Regions from separate parts of the Homo sapiens genome. Here all the other regions are linked to region 5. A link is a loop called in an ENCODE intact Hi-C map of the cell type or tissue named here. Cell type or tissue: B cell. All regions are shown on one strand.

Evidence for each region. Peaks named below come from ENCODE experiments on the same cell type or tissue, not always from the same donor. Only the 100,000 strongest peaks of a DNase experiment are listed, where the experiment ranks them.
Region 1: a loop joins it to region 5, with 5 times the contacts of the local background. A loop is called at or near these places in 2 of 110 quality-filtered maps.
Region 2: it touches region 5 in a loop (7-fold over the local background); 12 of 110 quality-filtered maps call a loop at or near these places.
Region 3: it touches region 5 in a loop (11-fold over the local background); 2 of 110 quality-filtered maps call a loop at or near these places.
Region 4: it touches region 5 in a loop (4-fold over the local background); 6 of 110 quality-filtered maps call a loop at or near these places.

Annotation. Positions count from the first base shown.
Region 1 is chr14:89,239,114-89,243,113 of GRCh38, reverse strand. All of the region lies in intron 4 of FOXN3 (forkhead box N3), which reads left to right. Among named protein-coding and RNA genes, the nearest start is that of FOXN3-AS3, 110 kb to the left of the region's middle. In B cell, no CTCF peak of the experiment used is centred here; a DNase peak (open chromatin) is centred at 1,633.
Region 2 is chr14:89,428,805-89,432,804 of GRCh38, reverse strand. LOC107984635 (a long non-coding RNA gene) reads right to left here. Exons shown (of 2, transcript XR_001751025.2): 2 at 1,733-3,467. It also overlaps a transcript of FOXN3 not described here. Among named protein-coding and RNA genes, the nearest start is that of FOXN3-AS1, 13 kb to the right of the region's middle. RefSeq lists enhancers at 139-692, 3,102-4,000. In B cell, no CTCF peak of the experiment used is centred here; DNase peaks (open chromatin) are centred at 1,201, 1,934 and 3,004; H3K4me3 peaks cover 2,660 bases; H3K27ac peaks cover 4,000 bases.
Region 3 is chr14:89,382,044-89,386,043 of GRCh38, reverse strand. All of the region lies in intron 2 of FOXN3 (forkhead box N3), which reads left to right. Among named protein-coding and RNA genes, the nearest start is that of FOXN3, 33 kb to the left of the region's middle. RefSeq lists enhancers at 1-41, 1,713-1,912, 1,923-2,092, 2,153-2,272. In B cell, no CTCF peak of the experiment used is centred here; a DNase peak (open chromatin) is centred at 1,833; H3K4me3 peaks cover 590 bases; H3K27ac peaks cover 2,668 bases.
Region 4 is chr14:89,700,136-89,704,135 of GRCh38, reverse strand. No RefSeq gene overlaps it. Among named protein-coding and RNA genes, the nearest start is that of FOXN3-AS2, 130 kb to the right of the region's middle. RefSeq lists a silencer at 2,412-2,471. In B cell, no CTCF peak of the experiment used is centred here; a DNase peak (open chromatin) is centred at 2,405; H3K4me3 peaks cover 1,346 bases; H3K27ac peaks cover 1,082 bases.
Region 5 is chr14:89,766,002-89,770,001 of GRCh38, reverse strand. No RefSeq gene overlaps it. Among named protein-coding and RNA genes, the nearest start is that of EFCAB11, 190 kb to the left of the region's middle. RefSeq lists enhancers at 1,711-1,760, 2,550-2,819. In B cell, CTCF peaks have their summits at 1,823 and 2,023 (motif pointing right); DNase peaks (open chromatin) are centred at 2,051 and 2,671; H3K4me3 peaks cover 403 bases; H3K27ac peaks cover 744 bases.

The DNA.
Region 1 (4,000 bases), 530 kb after region 5:
TGTCTTCTCTCCTCCCTGCGTCGGCCACACTGCTGCCTCTTATTCCACCAGGCTCTGGCTTCCTGCATGGGCCATTCCACTTCCGTCTCCCATCAGGGGGCAGGACTCGGGGAAGAAACTTGGGCATAAAGAATGTGTAAATTACACCTTAATAAAGCTGTTAAGAAAAAATAAGCACCCCGATTAATGGACTGTGTCACCATCAGATGAATATTCTAAGTGATTTTTAAAAATAGCTCTTTCACGAGAGTGTTTTGGTTTGGGGTGTGTATTCTTGGATTGTTTTTATTATTTTTCTGCATAGCCTTGATAGGAAAATGTAGAACTCTGTTATCATAATACATGCAGTATTTAGATTGGATACACTTCTTGCTCCCCTTGCATTGATTTCCTACTTTTCTCCTTTGCCTTTTCCCGGTACTTAAGCATTAAGTCGCGGGCATTTTCCCAGTGTAATTGTTGATTAAGTGCTGCATATCCCGTGATGATTATGAGAAGATTACTGTATTCAGCTTTTAATCTTGTGAGTGTCAAATATTTTACTTTAGTGGTATCGTTATTATTATTATTATTCATAGCTCTTTCTGTTTGAGTAATGCAATCAGGCAAAATAAAGGTAATGCCACAAATTCAGCATTTTTATAGTAATTCTTTGTCTCAGAATGGAAAGTGCCACCTTCAGGCCATTCTCAAATACTGATGGAGATTTATACAGATAGGAATCAGAATATTTTAGGCTTCTTTTGGTTGCAAGTAACAGAAAGCAACAAGTTTAGGAAGAAATGCATATATATATATATGAGGGCAGGGAATCTATTGGAGGAAGTACTGTGGGTCTCTCAGGACCCCAAGGCCAAGCATGTATAATAGCTGGCGGTCATCAAGACTGGAACCTGGAAGGCTGCCAGGAACGCGGGCACCACTCGTACCTTCTCTCTGTCACTTTCTGTGTTCTCTTTGTTTTCTCTAATGCCATGTGCAGGATGATCAGTGGTCACCTTGTGGCATTCAAGCCAAATATCCTCCATGGAAGAGAATAGCTCAGGTGGCCTGGCTGTCTTTCAGTTCCAGTGCCCACTTCCCAGGAGCAACAGAAGTTCTGTGAATGGAGTCACTGAAAGCATGTGACCTACCTGGTCCTGACGCCTTGTCCGGGGGAGCAGCAGCATGGAGAAAAAACGTGGTAGCCAGGGGCTTTCTCCATGGGTGGGGAGAGGCAGAGCTCCGAGGGGAAGAGGCCCCCCATTGCGAGTGGGATAGACACCCCAAACAGAGCCCCATTTTCTGTTTTCTTGAGAGAGACAGAGACTCCAGATTCTTATCTAGCCTCCAGTGGCAACTTCTCATGCTTCTCCAGGGTTCCACGTGCTGTATCCCAGAGCCTTGACACTGAGGGCAGGAGCGTGGGATTCTGAAGAGAATCCCAAAAAACTATTTATAATCAACTGTCTGTTGCCTAGTGGGAGAAAAGGAATCATTGGTATGAACAACTCCAGTTACTGTTTCCACAGAACCAGCAGGCTTTCTGGTTCTTTCCTGAGGCACTCCGCTTTACATAGGAGGAAACTGAGATTGGAAGGTAAGTGTATCACCTGATGTCACACAGCCAGAAAGGAGGAAGCTGGGTCACTGATGCTGGCTGAGCCCAAAATGCAGAACCCACGTGTGTCTGTCTCATTCAGCCACCATGGTGGCTTTGGGTTGAATTTTCACAAGCTCACGGTGGCCACCTCATGAGCATGCACAGAGAGCAGTAGATAGTTAATAGGGAAGTGGCTGAGTAGAAGTTGGCCTGAAATGGAAAATTTGCTGGGAATAATTTACAGGCCAAGTAATATTTGTGAACATTCGTGTGAACTTAAGCTTGGCATGAGCTATCTATACAGAAATCTAAAATCGGTCTAAACGTTTGGGTTGCACTTGGAGCCATAGGCCATCGAAGAGCAATGCCGTTGTGTCACTTTGGTTAGGGAGTGTCTGGCTCAGCCACTACATGTCACTCAGAGGATGCCAGTGTCAGTGATATGGGGGGTAGCGCTAATTGGAAAATGGAGGCTTGTCAGAGTCACTGCTAACTAATAAAATCACTGGGAAGTGGGTGCAGTTTTTCCAAGAGTGATTATTGTGGGTGGCAAGTATTGAGTGAGGCGTAGAGGGAATAAAATCAAACTGTCTATACACATGCTGCTGCAGTGGAAAGAACCCTGGGCTGGGAGTCCTGGGAGCCAGGCCCGGCCCTACCCCTGGGCCATTCGTGGGACCCCAGGCAGGTTACTGCTCCACTCAGGCCCTTTCTCCTTTTCTTTTTAGTATGTTGTTTAAAAAAATAGTAATAAAAAACATTATACCAAAAGATATATAGTGAAAAGTACGGCATTCTCTTGTCAAGGAAGTACAGCTTCCTAACCTCCTCCCCGGAGGTAACCACGATGACCAGTTTCCTCTGTATCATTTGACAGCTGATGCCTTTACACAGCCCTGGATGTGTGTGGATGTTTACACAGATGGGCACAGGCCATGTGCATTATCCTGACTTTTTTTTATCATGTAGCTTTCTCTGTATCAGTGCATACAGATTTATTCATCCTTGTTATTGATGTCAGAGTATTTCACTGTATGGTTGTACCAGATGTATTCAAGCCACCACTGGTAGTGGGCATTATACAAACAGTGTTGCAGTGAATACTCCTGCATGTATCTTTGCACACATGTCTTCACTATTGGTTAAAAGTGATATTCTGTTGTTATTTATTTCCTTAACTGGAAAGGAAGTCCATTTGTATTTCTTTTTCTGTGTAGTTTCTGTTCATGCCCCATGCTCATTTTTTTTTTTTCCTATTGAATTGCTTTTTCTTGTTACATCATATTTTCCAAAGAGATAATGATCCAAGTGCTGGTCAGTTCTGGGGAAAGTGATCTGATTGGAGGTTTGCTGAGACCCATCGTGTGTCCATCGAGAAGTCTGGGTACCCAGTAAAAGGCCCTTCTCCATGTTTTTGAGGTGTGGCCATGGCAAGTTTTCAGCAAGGCTCATTCTGTACTTATCTTTTTGATACTTAGTAAAGGGATGTGTCTGCTCCACACAGAGTGGAGCTTTGACCAGTCACTGCTGGATGAACAAGAGGGAGAGCATGGCCTTGTGGGACAAGATTGTCTTTACAACCACTGGTCTTCCAGACATAAACTTGGGTGCAGACCCTCTTGGCTCCAGAATTCATGGGTCATGTGACCTTCTCTGGGTCTCAGTCTCCTCATTTAGAAAATAGGATCATAAGACTGGTGTTGCAAGGTGGTTGTGAGCAATAGAAGAACCATATATTTAAAGTAGCTAGCACATGATTGGTTTTCAATAATTGGTAGCTTCTAATATTAGTATCATTGATATGACTGTTATTATCATCACCATAAATAAAACGATTGACAGTAGAGGCATGGGCTAAGACTGAACAATTGGTTAATGCGGCAACCATGTTATATTGGACTTTGACTTCAGGAACCCGCTCCAAAGGATGCAATTTGGTGTGCAGGCCATCTGCATCTTTGCAATAAAAGCTTCTTTGCACCTATGTCTATTTCATTTGCCTTGTGACTCTATAATTTTCTTTCAGGCCTTGCACCTCTGTTGCTAGACATAGTACATAAATCCCATGCAGTTTCCTGGCCTTGAAAAGGGAGAGTGACTTGAAAGTACTCTACTTGAATTCTAAATGGGAAAGATGTAAAAACCGCTCCTCCCCCCTCCAAGAAATCTGAGGGACAGAAAATAGATCTTTCTCTCTGGATCTCTTAAACCCCGCTTACGAAATTAACAAAGGAAGATGGATGGCTGAAATAAGACTTCCAAAGAAGAGATGGGAACCTCCTAATTGATTCCCACAAAACTGCTGGTTATTTACAACTAGGAAAATTGCCTGCTTGGAGATACCAATTCAGCTCTTGTGGTTCCGCTGGCTTGACAGGAAACACTCTCTGCTCCTTGCTGAAAAAGCTCTGAGGGAAG
Region 2 (4,000 bases), 340 kb after region 5:
ATGCCACAAAACAAAACAAAAACTCCCTCCCAAAAACCCCAAAACTGTGAAGAAGAAGCCTAAGAGGTAGAGATGACCAGCAGAAAGTTACATTCTGTGATCTTGGAAATGAGATCTTGGAGAATAGCAATAGACAGGTGAGAGCAGTGGTCAAGGCGGTGGGGCTGTGCAGGCCAGAGGGACATGGGGATCTTTAAGTTTGCATTTCACTTCTGGCAAATGAGTGAGCTTCTTGAAGCCTTGGTGTCCTCATCTGTAAATGAGGATGACAGCACCTATCCTGTAAGGGTGGTGGAAAGATGGAATAAATAATGCAGGTAAAGCTCTTGGCACGGTGCCTGGCCTGCAGGAAGCTTTTGTTGTTATGCATGTTTTATAATCCTTTGGATCGCAGTCATTGGGTACTTGGTGTTCATTGTTTTGACTCCTGTTGTTCAAGCGCCTTGAATGTCCTCAAGGCAAAATTGACATCACCTTTGGTCCTTCCTAGGAAAATTAGGAGCAGGGTGGTGTTAGGGCCGTCACTGGACATTCCAGGTCTCCCACCCATAAATGGAGAGGTGGAGTCTGCCTGCAAGACACATTGCTAGGAAAAGATGGGACATTTGGCTTAGTTTCAAACCAATATTTCCTTTATACCCTTCCACAGAGAGGTGACAGGGATCCAGTTAGTGGCGAGTTGTGGAGCAGCAGAGACTGCAATGCGATGTTCTTTATGATTTTCCTATTTCTTTGGTTGGAATTGGGTTTTTACATCACATATTGTTTGATTATAAAAAAGCAACAACACAGCCGGGCGTGGTGGCTCACGCCTGTAATCCCAGCACTTTGGGAGGCCGAGGCAGGCGGATCACCTGAGGTCAGGAGTTTGAGACCAGCCTGACCAACATGGTGAAACCCCGTCTGTACTAAAAATACAAAAATTAGCTGGACGTGGTGGCGGGCGCCTGTAATCCAAGCTACTCGGGAGGCTGAGGCAGGAGAATTGCTTGAACCCAGGAGGTGGAGGTTGCAGTGAGCCAAGATTGTGCCATTGCACTCCAGCCTGGGCAACAGGAGTGAAATTCTTTCTCAAAACAACAACCACAGCACTATGCTTGTGTTGGGGCAGTGGATAATGAGAAATCTCTGTACCTCCCACTCAAGTTTGCTGTGAACCTTAAACTGCTCTAAAAAAATAAAACATATCGAAACAAAATAAAAAAACAAAAACAAACAGCTGCAAGAACTCTTGCACAGAGGGTCAAAAGAATGGCTTTTGACTAGCTACAGAAACATGGATAAAAAACATGCTGGCCAGGCGCAGTGGCCCATGCCTGTAATCCCAGCACTTTGGGAGGCCGAGGCGGGTGGATCACCTGAGGTCAGGAGTTCAAGACCGGCCTGGCCAACATGGTGAAACCCTGTCTCTACCAAAAATACAAAAATTAGCCGGGTGTGGTGGTGGGCGCCTGTCATCCCAGTTACTTGGGAGGCTAAGGCAGGAGAATCACTTGAACCCGGTTCAAGTGAAGCTGAAGAAGTTGCAGTGAGCTGAAATCACAACACTGCACTCCATCCAGCCTGGGAGAGAGAGAGAGACTCTGTCTCAAAGAAACAAGCAAACAAAAAAAAATGTGCTAAACACGTAGAGACCAACCACATTGCTGTCAGTAGGTAGTGAAGCACTTTCCTATAAATATTTCAGGACTCTTCTTTCTCTACTTAAAAAAGAAAGATTGCTTTGCATTTCAGACAACGGAAATGACTGGACAAGCCTTTAGGTCATGTGCAAGAAACTGAGAAAACCATTTTCCTTAAATGGAGATGGAGTTTGGCACAGTCTGAGGTTCAAGTTAGAGCCTGGGTCTTAATTTGCCTGCAACGCATGATTTATCATGCCTTTAGCAAGATCCCCGGCCCAAGACCATTCATTTCACCCCTACAATCTCAAGGTGTGTGCAGGGCACAATTCAGCTTTAAACTTTTCTGCTTTTACTTTTGGTTAGGCAGAACCTCCGTCTGGTGGTATTTGAATATGAGTGTTTTCTGTGGCCCTTTTCAAAGTATTCAAAGTGGTTTAAAAATACATAATGTTCAGAGATCTAAGAGCTAACGGAAGTACTTATTTGGGCCTTTTAAAAATAAAAAAATCAATTAAACAGATTTGAGACTCTTAACTCTCGCGATGTCTTCAAAATAGATACTAAGATTAAAGAAAAAAGAAGGCTTGAAAATCATAGGACTACTTATCCACCCAGTCATAATGCTTTTAGTAGTGACAGTAGTAGCAAATAGCACAGTTTATAAAAACAGAAGAGCTAAAATTCTTTATTTAATATTAAACAGGAAACCGAAAGTAGTCTGCAGCAATGTGGTGGGTTTTCAGCAACCTGCTGCTGTGTTTATCTGTGCTGAAAAAGCCTAAATGAAACATTTCTTCTTTGATTGCCTTAAGATTGTAAGTTTGAAGGAAAATCCTTCAAACTGGAATCATGACCACTGGAAGCAGGTTCTGTATGGTAAGGTTTTGAAGCAACCTGTTTCCACCAGAACCAAAGGAAATTTGGAAGCAAATCAAAAACCTCTCAAAGAGTGGAAAAAGCTTTGTACTTTTATTTTGCCTTTGTGCATTGTTGTCATTTATCCAACATGTGCATATGAATATTCTTTCTGAAGACCTGGGCTTCATTTTAAGGTCAGCCTTCAATTTCTAGAGAATATAATTTGCTGCTATTTTTAGAGCATCATGATTGCTTGTAATAACTAATGGAAAAAAACTCAGAGAAATAAATGTGTAACAGCTGTGTCTGCTTAAACTTGATTAAAGGCAGTAAAAAAAAGTAAACAGAAGAACGAATGTGACAATAGACAAGGGGGAGACAAGTATCTCTCTCATTGTGAAAACTTTTACAGGCATAACTTGTTCCACTTTGGAAGGCCAGCGATGTCTGTGTTTAAAGTTTACTTTACTGTTTGTCTTGAGTGGGATCAGTGTTGTAGTGAATAATTTATAGCCAGCATGAATGAGCTCATTAGTCACCTTTTCAGACTTTAAATGAGTTTTGTGGTTGTCATTACTCGAGCCTTCTGTTCAGCCGCGGAGCAAAATGACAGTTTGGCAGTTGTTGCTGGGGCCGCCTGTTCCCCTTCAGGTCTGTGTTGGCTTTTGTATTTCGTTGAATCCTTCCCTGGCTAACCCTTCGCTGGTCCAGGCAGCAACTCTCCCACTTCACATGCCTTTTGCACCCCAAGTTTAAATGAGAAGTTTTTCAGGCTTCAAAAAAAAAAAAATCAGTTGTGTCTGCCAGAGAGAATGGGGGAATGAGGTGGATGAAATGAGCTTTTTCCAGCAACTCCTGGGTATGATTCCCTTTGTGCTTGGTTTGATATTCAAGCTACTCAAAAGCAAAAAGCAAGCCAGTGCGTTGAGAGGCAGCGGAGCCAGGCTCCCACATGGTGCCAGGCGTTTTAGACCGAGGATGTCACTGGAATTTGGAGGGAGAAGGATGTTTCAGGGTAGGTTTGAACTGTTTCAATTCTGAGTATCAGTGTGATGAGGGTAAAGAAACTTGCTACAGCAAATAAATCTGCGAGGCCAGATTTCCACGGACAAAGAAAACTGCATTTTTTCTACAAAGGGGTTGACAGCATGACTTTTCAAGGTCGCAGCCAACACGGAGGTCCAGGATCACTGGGAATGGTCATTACCTCTTCCCCATCTCTGTGCCTCCCAACTCCAAATCATTAAGAGAAAGCGAACTGTTGCAGCTGCCTCCTCACTGAGCCCTTGGAGACATGCCTGGGAGGCTGGTATGTGGGGAAGACAAGCCTAGGCATGCCAGTAGCAGGTGGGATTTCTTTGGAACGGATGTCATGAAGTTCATCCCTCCCATTGAACCTGGCCTGGGCAGCCTCCGGAGAGCTCTGCCATTCACTCCCTGGGACTGGCCTCCATCCAGAAGTCCAGGACACCGTGGCATGCCCACCTTGGTCCTCAGGTAGCCTCTGCAGGCACTCG
Region 3 (4,000 bases), 380 kb after region 5:
GAGAGATCAAGTTTTCAGTTGTTGGAGAGTAGAACCGTTGTGAGTCTGAATCTGCAATTCTTTTATTCTCTCAGTGAGTAGAAGTGAGTCTTTGTGAGGATGGCCTTCAGCCAGTATCTTGACACCTCAGTTACGTAAGTAGTTCTCATCTTGTTCTCCTCTTTTGCTTTTTTCTCCCTCTCATGTACACTCACAGTAAGAGGCCTGAGAGAACGTTAGCCAACTCCTTGTTTTTTGAGACAGAGTTTCACTTTTGTTGCCCAGGCTGGAATGCAATGGCATGATCTTGGCTCACCACAGCCTCCGCGTCCTGGGTTCAAGCAATTCTCCTGCCTCAGCCTCCCAGGTAGCTGGGATTACAGGCATGTGCCACCATGCCTGGCTAATTTTGTATTTTTAGTAGAGACAGGGTTTCTCCATGTTGGTCAGGCTGGCCTTGAACTCCCGACCTCAGGTGATCCATCTGCCTCTGCCTCCCAAACTGCTGGGATTACAGGCGTGAACCATGGCACCCAGCCCTCCTTTTTTTTTTTTTTTTTTTTTTAAATGTTTGCCTCAGCTTTTGTTATTCAGAGAGAAATTGGTCTCATCTGCCTCAGGACACGGATGGCTTTACCTATAATTAATTAAGCCTTTTCCTCTCTGAAGTTGATGGGTTTGGACTTTTGAAAAAGATGGGCCATGTGGCATCTTAACTTAGGCTCAAGGTGATAGGGTTATAGATTTTAGACCTCCCGGACCCTCTCTATAGATATTGGCCAATATTCTTTATTAGCATGTTTATGTAGGTATTAGCCAGTATTCTTTATTGGCACATTTATAATTTATACCCCACTTCCTTTTCATAGGGCTTGCCATAAGACATATAGGTCACAATCAGGTCGCTAAGGTAAAAATTGAAAATAGACAAATGCAGTAGAGAGAGGGGAAAGCAAATATTCCAAATTCTTGACCTAATATATTTGTTGTGATTGAGTGCCTGACAGCCAAGGCAAAAATGGAAACTCGGCAGATTCCATAATTCTCCTTCCCTGGTAAGATGCCGACTTAGGGGAGAGACATAATCTCCAGGTGCAAGTTTATAAAAAGATTTCATTGTAAGGCTGTTTCTCCATGGGATATAAAACCATGTAATTTACAACACGTACAGCAACCTTAGCTCCAGTTCAGAGAGCCATCAAGGCTGTTGTTCCTGCCATTAGTCATGACCTTATCCTTCTCTGCCCCTAGCTAAGGCCTGTTCATCCTGTAGACTTTGACAGCCATCATCGCCTCCAAGAAGTCTGCCATGATTCTCCCTGCTCAGGCTGGGTCATGTCCCTCTTCTCAGTGGAACCATAAGACAGGGCTTATTTTTATCTCTGCATCTCTGTATTGCTTTATATATATATTTTTACAACTAGATGAGGTATTCCTAGGACTCATTCCTGGTATTGTGGTAGGTGTGGGGCTGATGTTTGTTGAAGAAAGGAAGTTTTTTTTAATCTAGATTACAAAAACAGTTTTCCAAGTGGATGAAACCATGTTATATGAATGAAAGTCATTAGTTGTTTTTTAGTGTCTGCCCATAGTAAGTAGCTTGTCTGTGACTCAGAATTGTATGTTCCTGGTACGTATTAGAAGAGCTGGTTGTCAGATGCAGACTCAGGAGACTTGGGTTCTGGTCCTGATTCTTCCACTAAGTAGAACTATCACTTCAGCATTTCACAGGCTTAGTTTCTATATCTGCAAAGTGAGCACAGTGAAGCAGGCTGGTGGGCGCAGAGGTGAGGAGTTGATCTCCTCTCCCACATGCCACGCCCAGGGCAGCCATCCATCGCTGGCCACAGCTGTCATCCTCAGCTGCTTCTGTGAGCACCATTCTCAGAAGCCACCACCAGTCCCTTGGGGCTGGCATCAGAGAAGAAGTCTGTTTAACATCTGTGGAAAAGGTTACCTTTGAGGTTCTTTCAGCTCTAATGATTGTAGCATATCCCCTGATGTTCTCTGTTATCACTGTAGTGGGCTGAAATGTCCCCCCCCACCAAATTCATGTCCACCTGGAGTCTTATTTAGTGACCTAATTATTTTAAAATAGCATTTTTTTTTTAGCTGGGCATGGTGGTGGGCACCTGTAATTCCAGCTACTCGGGAGGCCGAGGCACAAAAATTGCTTGAACCTGGGAGGCAGAGTTTGCAGTCAGCTGAGATCGCACCATTGCACTCCACCCTGGGCGACAGAGCAAGACTCTTCTCAAAAAAAAAAATGAATACATAAAAATAAAAATAGGGTTTTTGCAGATGTAATTGGTTAAGATGAGGTCAGAATGGATTTGAGTGGGCTCTGAAGTCATTGACTAGCGTCCCTTACGAGGAGAGGAGAGGAGAGGAAAGGAAACAGATACGTGGGGAAGATGACACAGGAAGAGACTGGACCAATGCAGGGGTGAGCCAGGGAGTGCCAAGATCGGCCGGGGGCCGCCAGAAGCCAGGAGGAGGCAAGGAAGGATGTTCCCCAGGTCCTGTCGGCTCCTTGATTTCACACTTCTGGTCTGTGAGAGAATTTCTGTTGATTTAAGCCACCAAGTTTGTGTTAATTTGTGATGGCAGCTCTGGGAAACTATTGAAAGTAATGGCAAAAACTGCAATTATTTTTGCACCAACCTAATTTGGTGCAATACACTCACCTCTGATTTTTGTCGTCATTTTGCCTGCTCTATCAGGCTAGTGTGTCCCTCTTCATGTCTGCCTGGAGAAGCCTCATGCATTGGAAGATGTCTTTTTTGCCGTGTCACATGTGGTAGAACCTGACATTTCTCTGCCTGTTCGTGAACATTTAGACATTGATAAAAGCTCATTTTCCCAATTAATAGATGAAAGCATATGAATTACTTTATATTTTTGAGGGACATATGTTTAGTTCAGACTCCCTGAGGTCTTATTCAAATTATCAAAAAACCTGGCTACCGCAGTGTAATTCACAGATGGTACTGACTCTAGCCAAAAAAGGAAAAAAAAAAAAAAAAAAAAAAAAACACCACCCAAAACTGTGCTCCAAACACAAAACTGCTTGAGTGTTCTGAGCAATAGAGTATCGAGGGAATGGTGTTGGGTGGATCCCTGCTGGGGAGCCTCCTGCTACTGCTTCTCCCGTCTTGGACCCAGGAGGGCACTTCCTCCAGCTGGGGAGTTTCTTCACCGTCCCTTTCACGTACATGTCATCATCAAGGAGACCTCCAAGCTTTTGTCTGTGTTTTCTGTGCCTCAAACACCATCCCCTCTTTGCCAAGCGGTTTCATATGTTATCTAAAGAGCTCAACACTCTGTAAAGTGGCAATGATTGTTCCATTTTATGGATGAGGAAACTGAGGGTCAGAGAGGCAATTAGGTAACCGATCACAGGTGACACAGCTAGGAAGGAGCAGAACAGAATCTGAACTCAGATCCTTCCTATTCCCAAACCCACGTGCTTCCTGCCCCACCTGAAAGGGCATTTGTGGGTGGGGTAGGGACAGTGGCTTGAGCCAATGCAGATGAGTATAGATGCATTTGGAGAGAAAACTTGTAGAAGTGGAGAACATGAGGGAACAGAGATGGGTTGGCATAAGAGAAGGCCAGAAAGATAGGAAGGTGCCATGTTGGGAAGGGCTTGACTTTCAGGCTTGGAAGTGAGGGTGTTTTGTGTCTCTACTGGGGAACATTTGAAGGCTTGGAGCACGGAGAGGCATGGAGTGTGGGAGTGGGATTTGAAGTATAATGAAGTAGAGTGATGGGTCAGCGGTCCAGCCGGGTTATAATGAAGGATGGAATTAGGTTGGCAGCAAGGTGTACACTTGGTGACACCAGACCTACTGTCACAGAGGTAGAACCCACAGGCTCTGATGATAGCTGTGGGGGTCATAGGGTAGGCAGACAAGGAAGGGAAGTAAGAATCTAGGTTTAAGTCTGCTTAGAGGCGAGGGGAATAGGGAGGAGAATGGATTTGGTCTGACAAGCAGTGGGGCAAGGTGATGAATGGGTT
Region 4 (4,000 bases), 66 kb after region 5:
TCTCCACCCAAATCTCATCTTGAATTGTAGTTCCCATAATCTCCAAGTATCACAGGAGGGACCCCGTGGGAGGTAACTGAATCATGGGCGTGGTTTCCCCCATGCTATTCAAGTGATAGTGAGTGAGTTCTCATGAGATCTGATGATTTTATAAGGGGCTTGCCCCTTCACTCAGCTTTCATTCTTCTTCCAGCAGCCATGTGAAGAAGGATGTCTTTGCTTCCCCTTCCACCATGATTGTAAGTTTCCTGAGGCTTCCCCAGCCATGCTGAACTGTGAGTCAATTAAACCTCTTCATAAATTACCCAGTCTCAGGTTAGCACCATGAGAAGGAACTAATACAGATGATGAATATGTTATTGTCTTAGGACCAGCTGCAGCAGCAAGGGCTATCTATGGTCTGTCTTTTTTGAATAAGCTGTGACATGATGAAGTGAAACTGACGTGAGAAGCATGTTGATATCGTTTGGATTTGTGTCCACACCCAAATCCCATGTGGATTTGTAATCCCCAGTGTTGGAGGTGGGGGCCTGGTGGGAGGTAACTGGATTATGGGAATAGATTTCCCCTTTGGTGCTGTTCTCATGAGTGAGTTATGGCAAGATCTGGTTGCTTAAAAGTGTGTAGCATCTCCCCTTCTCTTCCTTGGTCCTGCCCTGGCCATGTAGGATGTACCTGCTTCTCTTTCACTTCCCACCATGATTGAAGGTTTCTTGAGATCTCCCCAGAAGCTAAGCAGAGGCCACCATACTTCCTGTACAGCCTGCAGAGCCATGAGCCAATTAAACCTCTTTTCTCTGTAAATTTTGCAGCCTCAGGTATTTCTTTATAGCAGCCTGAGAACGAACTAATGCACATGTGGATCTAAGTGGTGCAGGGGGTGGACTGTCATGGGTGTTGTTGGTGCTCTGCCCAGATCCCTTCATATCCCCCTTTCCAGTTCATTGCCCCTAGCCCCAGCTTCTAAGTGGTTTACTCCTAAAGGTTCATACCCCTTCCTTCAGAGAACTTCCTTCCCTTAATCTATAGGAGCCACTTCACTGCAGAAGAGGTATTAAGCACCTAGACTCACTTAACGCGTCTAAATTAAGTGCCTAGACTCACCCAGACTCACCTCAGAACCAGAAGTGCTAGGTATTTTTGTCCCCCCACCCTTTCCAGGAAAGACTATAGCCAGTGACTAATTGGTGCAGGGTTATGAAAACCCCAGCTCCCTTGCCTCAAGTTGGGATAAATTCTAATTTATGCTCCAGAACTAGCTGGGGATCTTGCTGGGGCTGGAACTTCACCTTAAATTGCTCCCTTGCTTGGCTGCTTCTTTCCTATTCTGCTTCCCTTTCTAGTTTCTCCTGGAAGCTCTTCCTTAATAAATTGCTTGCACGCAAATCCTTGGCAACCCAAGACAGTTCCCTAGTAGAAAATACACTCTCGAGCTTCAAGTCAGTGACAAGGAAATAAAGAAAAAAAAAAAAAAAAAAAAACACTTAGTGAACAGCTATGGTTTACAAGAAAAAAAAAAAAAAATGTTAAAGCCCAGAATGGAGTACCTACCATGAGTCAATTGTCTTTGGTTTGGATTTTCATTTCCTAAGAATTTGATGATCATAAGTGGTTATTCTGGTAGTACATTACAGAGTGGGACATCTGTAAATTATCAATGATACATCAACATAAACCGTATGCCCCAGATTTTTTGGACAACCTTGATTTCAAGTTTTTAATCCCCTTGTCAGACCATGTTCCAGACAGTGTGTCCTGGCTGGTGTGGGTGTTTGGACAGCAAAGGGGGATGCTGGGCTAGCCAAGAGGCAGCTGAGAGGACGAACTTGAGCATTATAAAAAGGCAGACACTTGAAGTTAATAAGCACAACTGGACTTCAAGTCCTGGCTCCACCCCAACCAGCTGTAGGCCACATTTTATTCCTGTTAAAATGAAGTTCCCAGCTCCCACCTCACAGGATTGAAAATGAGGTGATGTATACAAAACGCTTAGCATTGCTCCTGGATTTCGTGAAGTTCAAGAGATGGTTCCTTTGGAGGGGAAGAAGAGTGGGTGAAGAACCCTCCAGTGGAGTTTGGGGACTTCATTGTCCTAATAGAGCCGGCAGGGGATGGGGGACCAGAGGTCGAGAGCCCACGTTGAAGCGTTGCATTCATCTAAATTTGCTGAGCGCCGTCTCCCTCCCAGGGCGCGGGACTCAATACTTGTACGCCAAGGGGGAAAAGGCCGTCAACTCGACCTGGAAGGGACGGCGCAACGCAGAATGAGCCGCGAGGCCCCGGGCCACCACGTGGCTTCCCGATGGCCTCCCCCGACCCTCCCCCACTCCGGCCCCGCAGGGGAAGTAGGTGAAGGGTGGAAGCCGAGAGACCGCGCCGCGGAGGCGGCCCGCCGCCGGTTTCCTAGCAACGCCCGCCCCGCCCCGCCCCGCTGGCGCGCCGGCGCCGGGAAGCGGGGGGGGGGCGGACCGCCGTTGCCATGGCAGCGCGGCGGCCGCGCCCGACGCCGCCGGCGCCTGCGGGAAACGCGGGCCAGGGGCCCAGAGTGGGCTGCCAGGTGGCGTCCCTGCCTAGCTCCCACTCCGGGATGGACCAGACCTCGCGCCCGGGGGTGTCAGTGGAGAAACCGAGTCGCCCCGAAAGGTGGCAGGGCCGCAAGGCCGGTCGGCCCCACTCACTCCCCCGCCGACTGGGGCGACTGAGAGCTTGGAGACTTTCCAGTTTGTCTGGTGGGGTCTGAGTTGGTCTTCGGGGCCGGAGTAGGCCAAGGGAATTTTTTTGATTTTGGAATCTCTTCGGACCTTTTTTCCACACCTAGTCAAGACTGCACGCGTGTGCACACACGCATACGCACGTCTGCAGCCTGATGTCCCATCCTTTTACCCTAGGTGTTGTCACCTGAAGGTTCTTTAATCTCGGAAAGAGAATATGCAAAAGATAGCAGCTGCCAAAAGCTGCCTTTTAAAACGACTTTGAAAATCAGTGTTATTTCCCGAGGGCCATTTAAACGGAAAACCTCCGTGCCTGGAAGGGTGTTCTAGATTCTGGACTCAAATTTGCATTATTCTAAATCACTTTTTGCAGTGAGCTGCGATTGGAGAATTCAGTTGTGGAGTATTAAATTTAACCGTACACCCATTTAGCTAGTGTAATGATCGCTTGGCCAAAAGACCCACTCACAAAGACAAAGCCACACGCTTCTCAGTCGTTCTCTGGCTTGAGTGTTTTTAATAGAGGCGGAGTCAGTCACATGTTTGTGAGTTTAATCAAATTGACAAGGGCTCTGAGCGAGAAAAGCTTACTGTCTAATTCGAAGGCAACATTAGGTACATAGAGATGCATTCTCTTTGGACTTATTTGAATCAGAGCTTTTCAAATGGAATCCTCTCCTGCACATATTTTTCTCGATCTGCTGCAACTGGAAAATTTAAATCAAAATCTTATTTCTTATATTCATTTTGATGGTAAATGTGCTGGTAAATGTGTCTGCGCTGAGATTCTGCATTTTCTTGATCAACAAGGAAATGCGCAGCAATCACTGTGAATTGAGCACCTTGCTGATTGAGCAACACTTAAACCTAGAGGCATGAACGACCATAATCTTGGGATGAGAATCCCCTGTAGTATATTTCAAAAGCATATTCACAGCTAACCTTTTTCCACTCCAAAGGATCATTCACTTGGAACTTTTTTATTCTTCATCTTGCCAGACTATTTAATTTCTTCTAAAACCACTTTGACACACTTTTTAGTTTGAAAACGTGATTGTGTTTGGACAAGTGATCATATAAAATTAATTTATACACACACACACACACACACACACATATACACAATGTCCTCTTAATCTTAGATCATTTTTTCCCAGTATCAAAACAGAACCTTTAATTTGCATGGTGGAGGGTAGAAGATAAATTCAGAAAGCTAAACCAAAAGTCTGAACAGAATAGTTTTATGTTTAGCACTATGGAGGGAAAAAAACGATGAAACTGTGTATACC
Region 5 (4,000 bases):
CATTGTTAGTGGAAGTATAATTAGAACCACAGTGCTGGAGATAAATTCAGGAGCAATACTGATACCAATAATAGATGGTATTTATAGAGTGCCTTTATGTGCCAGGTTCTACTATTTTAAGTTTTTTTTGTTTTTTTTTTGTTTTGTTTTTTTTTAGAGGGAGTCTCGCTCTGTCACTCAGGCTGGAGTGCGGTGGCGCAATCTCGGCTCACTGCAATCTCCGCCTCCTGGGTTCATGCCATTCTCCTGCCTCAGCCTCCCGAGTAGCTGGGACTACAGGCGTCTGCCACCACACCTGGCTAATTTTTTGTATTTTTAATAGAGACGGGGTTTCACCGTGTTAGCCAGGATGGTCTCAATCTCCTGACCTCGTCATCTGCCCACTTCTGTCTCCCAAAGTGCTGGGATTACAGGTGTGAGCCACTGTGCCCAGCCTACTATTTTAAGTTTTATTGACCTTACTTGAATTAATAAAATTGATTTACATGTACTAACGTAATTCTTGTAATCATCTTGTAGGGAAGGTATTATTCTTAAAAATATATATATTTCAAAACCCTTAAAAATGTTTCTTTGCTCTTTGACGCACATCTGGGAGTTTATCCTAAGGAAATAATTACAGATGAGGTGAAAAAGCTTTATCTAAGAATGTTCGTGGCAGAATCGTTCATAATTGTGAAACTCAGAAGCAATATAAACATCCAGAAAATTGGAATCTTTTAAAAAAGTTGAACGCTTTAAAAGAGATATAAAAATATATGGTGGACATGAGAAGACTTTTATTTCCATTAAGTAAAAAAAGCAGCACTTTTTTTTTTTAGTGGCAGGGCACAGTGGCTCACACCTATAATCCCAGCACTTTGGGAAGCCGAGGCAGGGGGACCACTTGAGGTCAGGAGTTCGAGACCAGCCTGGCCAACGTAGTGAAACCCTGTCTTTACTAAAAATAAAAAAAAAATTAGCCGGGTGTGGTGGTATGCACCTGTAGTTCCAGCTGCTAGGGCGGCTGAGGCAGGAGAATCATTTGAACCCAGGAGGCAGAGATTGTGGTGAGCCGAGATCGCGCCACTGCCCTCCAGCCTGGGTGACAAGAGTGAAACTTCGTCTCAAAAATATATATAAAATAAAATTAAAAGTAAAATAATTTAAAAAAGCAGTTTAGTGAAAAATGCAGTGTAGACCTGCATTGTGTAATACAATAGCCACCAGCAACGTGAGCACTTAAAATGTGACTAGTCTGGGCCAGGCACAGTGGCTCATGCCTATAATCCCAGCACTTTGGGAGGCTGAGGTGGGTGGACCACCTAAGGTCGGAATTCGAGACCAGCCTGACCAACATGGAGAAACCCAGTCTCTACTAAAAATACAAAATTAGCCGGGCGTGGTGGCACGTGCCTGTAATCCCAGCTACTCGGGAGGCTGAGGCAGGAGAATCGCTTGAACCTGAGAGGAGGAGGTTGTGGTAAGCTGAGATTGTGCCACTGCACTCTAGCCTGGGCAATGAGAGCAAAACTCCGTCTCAAAAAAAAAAAAAAAAATGTGACTAGTCTGAATTGAGAAGTGCTGTAAGTGAAGACTTAATATGGAAATAAAAGAATATAACAATATTTCATTAATTTTTATGTTGATTCAAGGTTGAAATGATAATATTTGGGGCATATTACTAACATTAATTTCCCCTGCTTTTTTTGTACTTTAAAAAAATGTGGCTACTAGAAAAACTTGAAATTTCATATGTGGCTCATATTTATTTTAGGACTTGTGACCACACAGTTTCTGTTACAACTGCTCACTTGCGTTGTAAGTCAAAGCAGCCATAGATGACATAGAAATGAATGGACATCTCCGTGTTCTAATAAAACTTTATTTATAAAAACAGGTAGCCAACCAGGAGGGCAGTAGTTTGCTTAACCGTGGTCTAGACCAGAGTTTCCTAACCTTGGGCCTTTTGACATTTGGGGCTAGGTAATTTGTTGTTGTTGAGGGCTGGCCTGTGCGTTTTAGGATGTTTAGCAGTATCTCTGGCCTCAACCACTAGATGCCAGTATCACCACCTGCCCCAGTTTTGACAACCTAAAATGTCTGCAGACATTGCTGAATGTCTTCTGTGGGGGAAAAATCACCCTGATTGAGAACCACTGGTCTAGCTCATATGATTTTATTTCCGAGAAAACAAAAATTGTGTGCATGTGTAGTGTTCTGGATGGGTACACACCAAGGTGCAGGAGTTACGTGTTTGGTTTTTTTCCCCATCTTTTCATTTTTTGCATTTTCTAAATTAAGCATAGGTTATTTAATATGTAAAAAGGAACAATCGTGGGGCTGCATGTGGTAACTCGGGCCTGTAGTCCCAGCTACTTGGGAGGCTGAGATGGGAGGATCGCTTGAGCCCAGGTGTTCCAGATGCTTCTGGGCAACATAGAGACCCCATTGCAAAAAAAGTAGGGGGATGGGGCAAATAAATAAATAAAACAATTGTGTAGACAAAGAAAGCCAAAAAGACAAAGATAAAATGAGACTCAGAAAGAAATCCACGTGTAGAAAAGAAAGTGAGAGTTGGGGGAGAATGCTACTTCATCCCCAAAAGACAAGTTCTCTACTTGGCCAGGCCCTCAACTGCCACTCCAAGATGTAATATCAAGGGCAGCAGATGTGGTTGGGCCAATGATCTCTGGGTTGATTATGGGTTTGGAAAAATACATCGGCCACACTGGAGTAGGCAGGCCCTCGCCTGGTGTGGTGTAACTATTTACCAAAAGGAAGCAGGCTTGATTTTGATGTACACACCACACCTCCTCAGGTGTAAGGCACACTGGGACCTCCACTGCTTGAGTCCACCAGGGAAAGGAGGAAGTAAGGAGTTAGACAAGATTTCAGAATGAAAAATTGAAACGCTGACTGCACTGAACTACTTCTCACAAAAGCCCAGGCAGTAACATTTTAGCAACTAAAAAATCAGTGCCAATTTACTGATATTTAAAATTCATGTTATTATAAATCAATTATTATTATAAGTAACTTTACTTTGTGCTTGCCATGCACCGGGCAGTGTACCTCATTTAATCTTCCATAATCTTCCTTATAGTGCTGAAAGGTAGGTGCTGTGCTTAGGATAGTTTTCCAGTTGTGGAACCCAGAGCTCGGAGATGGTAAGTTATATGCCTAAGTCCCACAGCTAGCAAGAGATGGAACCAAGGCTGTAGGCCACTCTCTGAGTTGACAAGTCATGCCCTTGTGATCTAAACTACAAGGGTGTACATTTTCTCTTGGGATTCAAGTTCTTATTTTGAAAGAAAAATACATAGCTCCTAAGAATTATGGTTTTTTGGAATTAGTCCTTTCCAGGAAAAAAAAGACTTTGCTCACTGTCATCATTGGTGAGAAGCTAATAAGCATGTCAAGTTCAGGTGTAGTTTGAGCAACTCAGTGAAGAGGTAGAGAGAGGTGAGGCAAAGATCTAGGCAGGAAGTGACCCTGAAAGCTGGGTGGCCTGATACTGGGATCTGGGTGGTGGGTCCATCAGAAAAGGGCCCCAGCCAGTGTCTGGAGAGATTGAGGGCATGACAGAGAGAGACTAGACTCCATAGAGAGGGCACTGGCAAGAGCTGGACAGGCCGCCATCATGGAAGAGGGGTGCTGGGAGGGAAACTGATTCAGAAGTACAATTCTCTGGTATGCAGGCACAGAAGTGCCAAGCAGCAGTCCTACAGCATGACCATGGACATTAACTCACTGACTGCTCTGTGTGGGAGTCGGTCAGCTCCAGAGCGGGGGTGAGGTGGCAGATGAAGGGTAGAGGTGATGCCAGGTGTCTGGAGTAGGGGAGGCAGGTGTGGCAGAAGCTGTGGATGGCCCCCAATGCCTGTTCTTCCCTTCTGCCTTGGTACTAGAGCTCCCAAATTTTATGAATAACTGGGCACATGGCCACCAACCTCCCTTGCAGCTCAGTGTGACCATGCCCTTCTTCTCCTACTATCCTTCCTCTGGTAGGGATGCAATG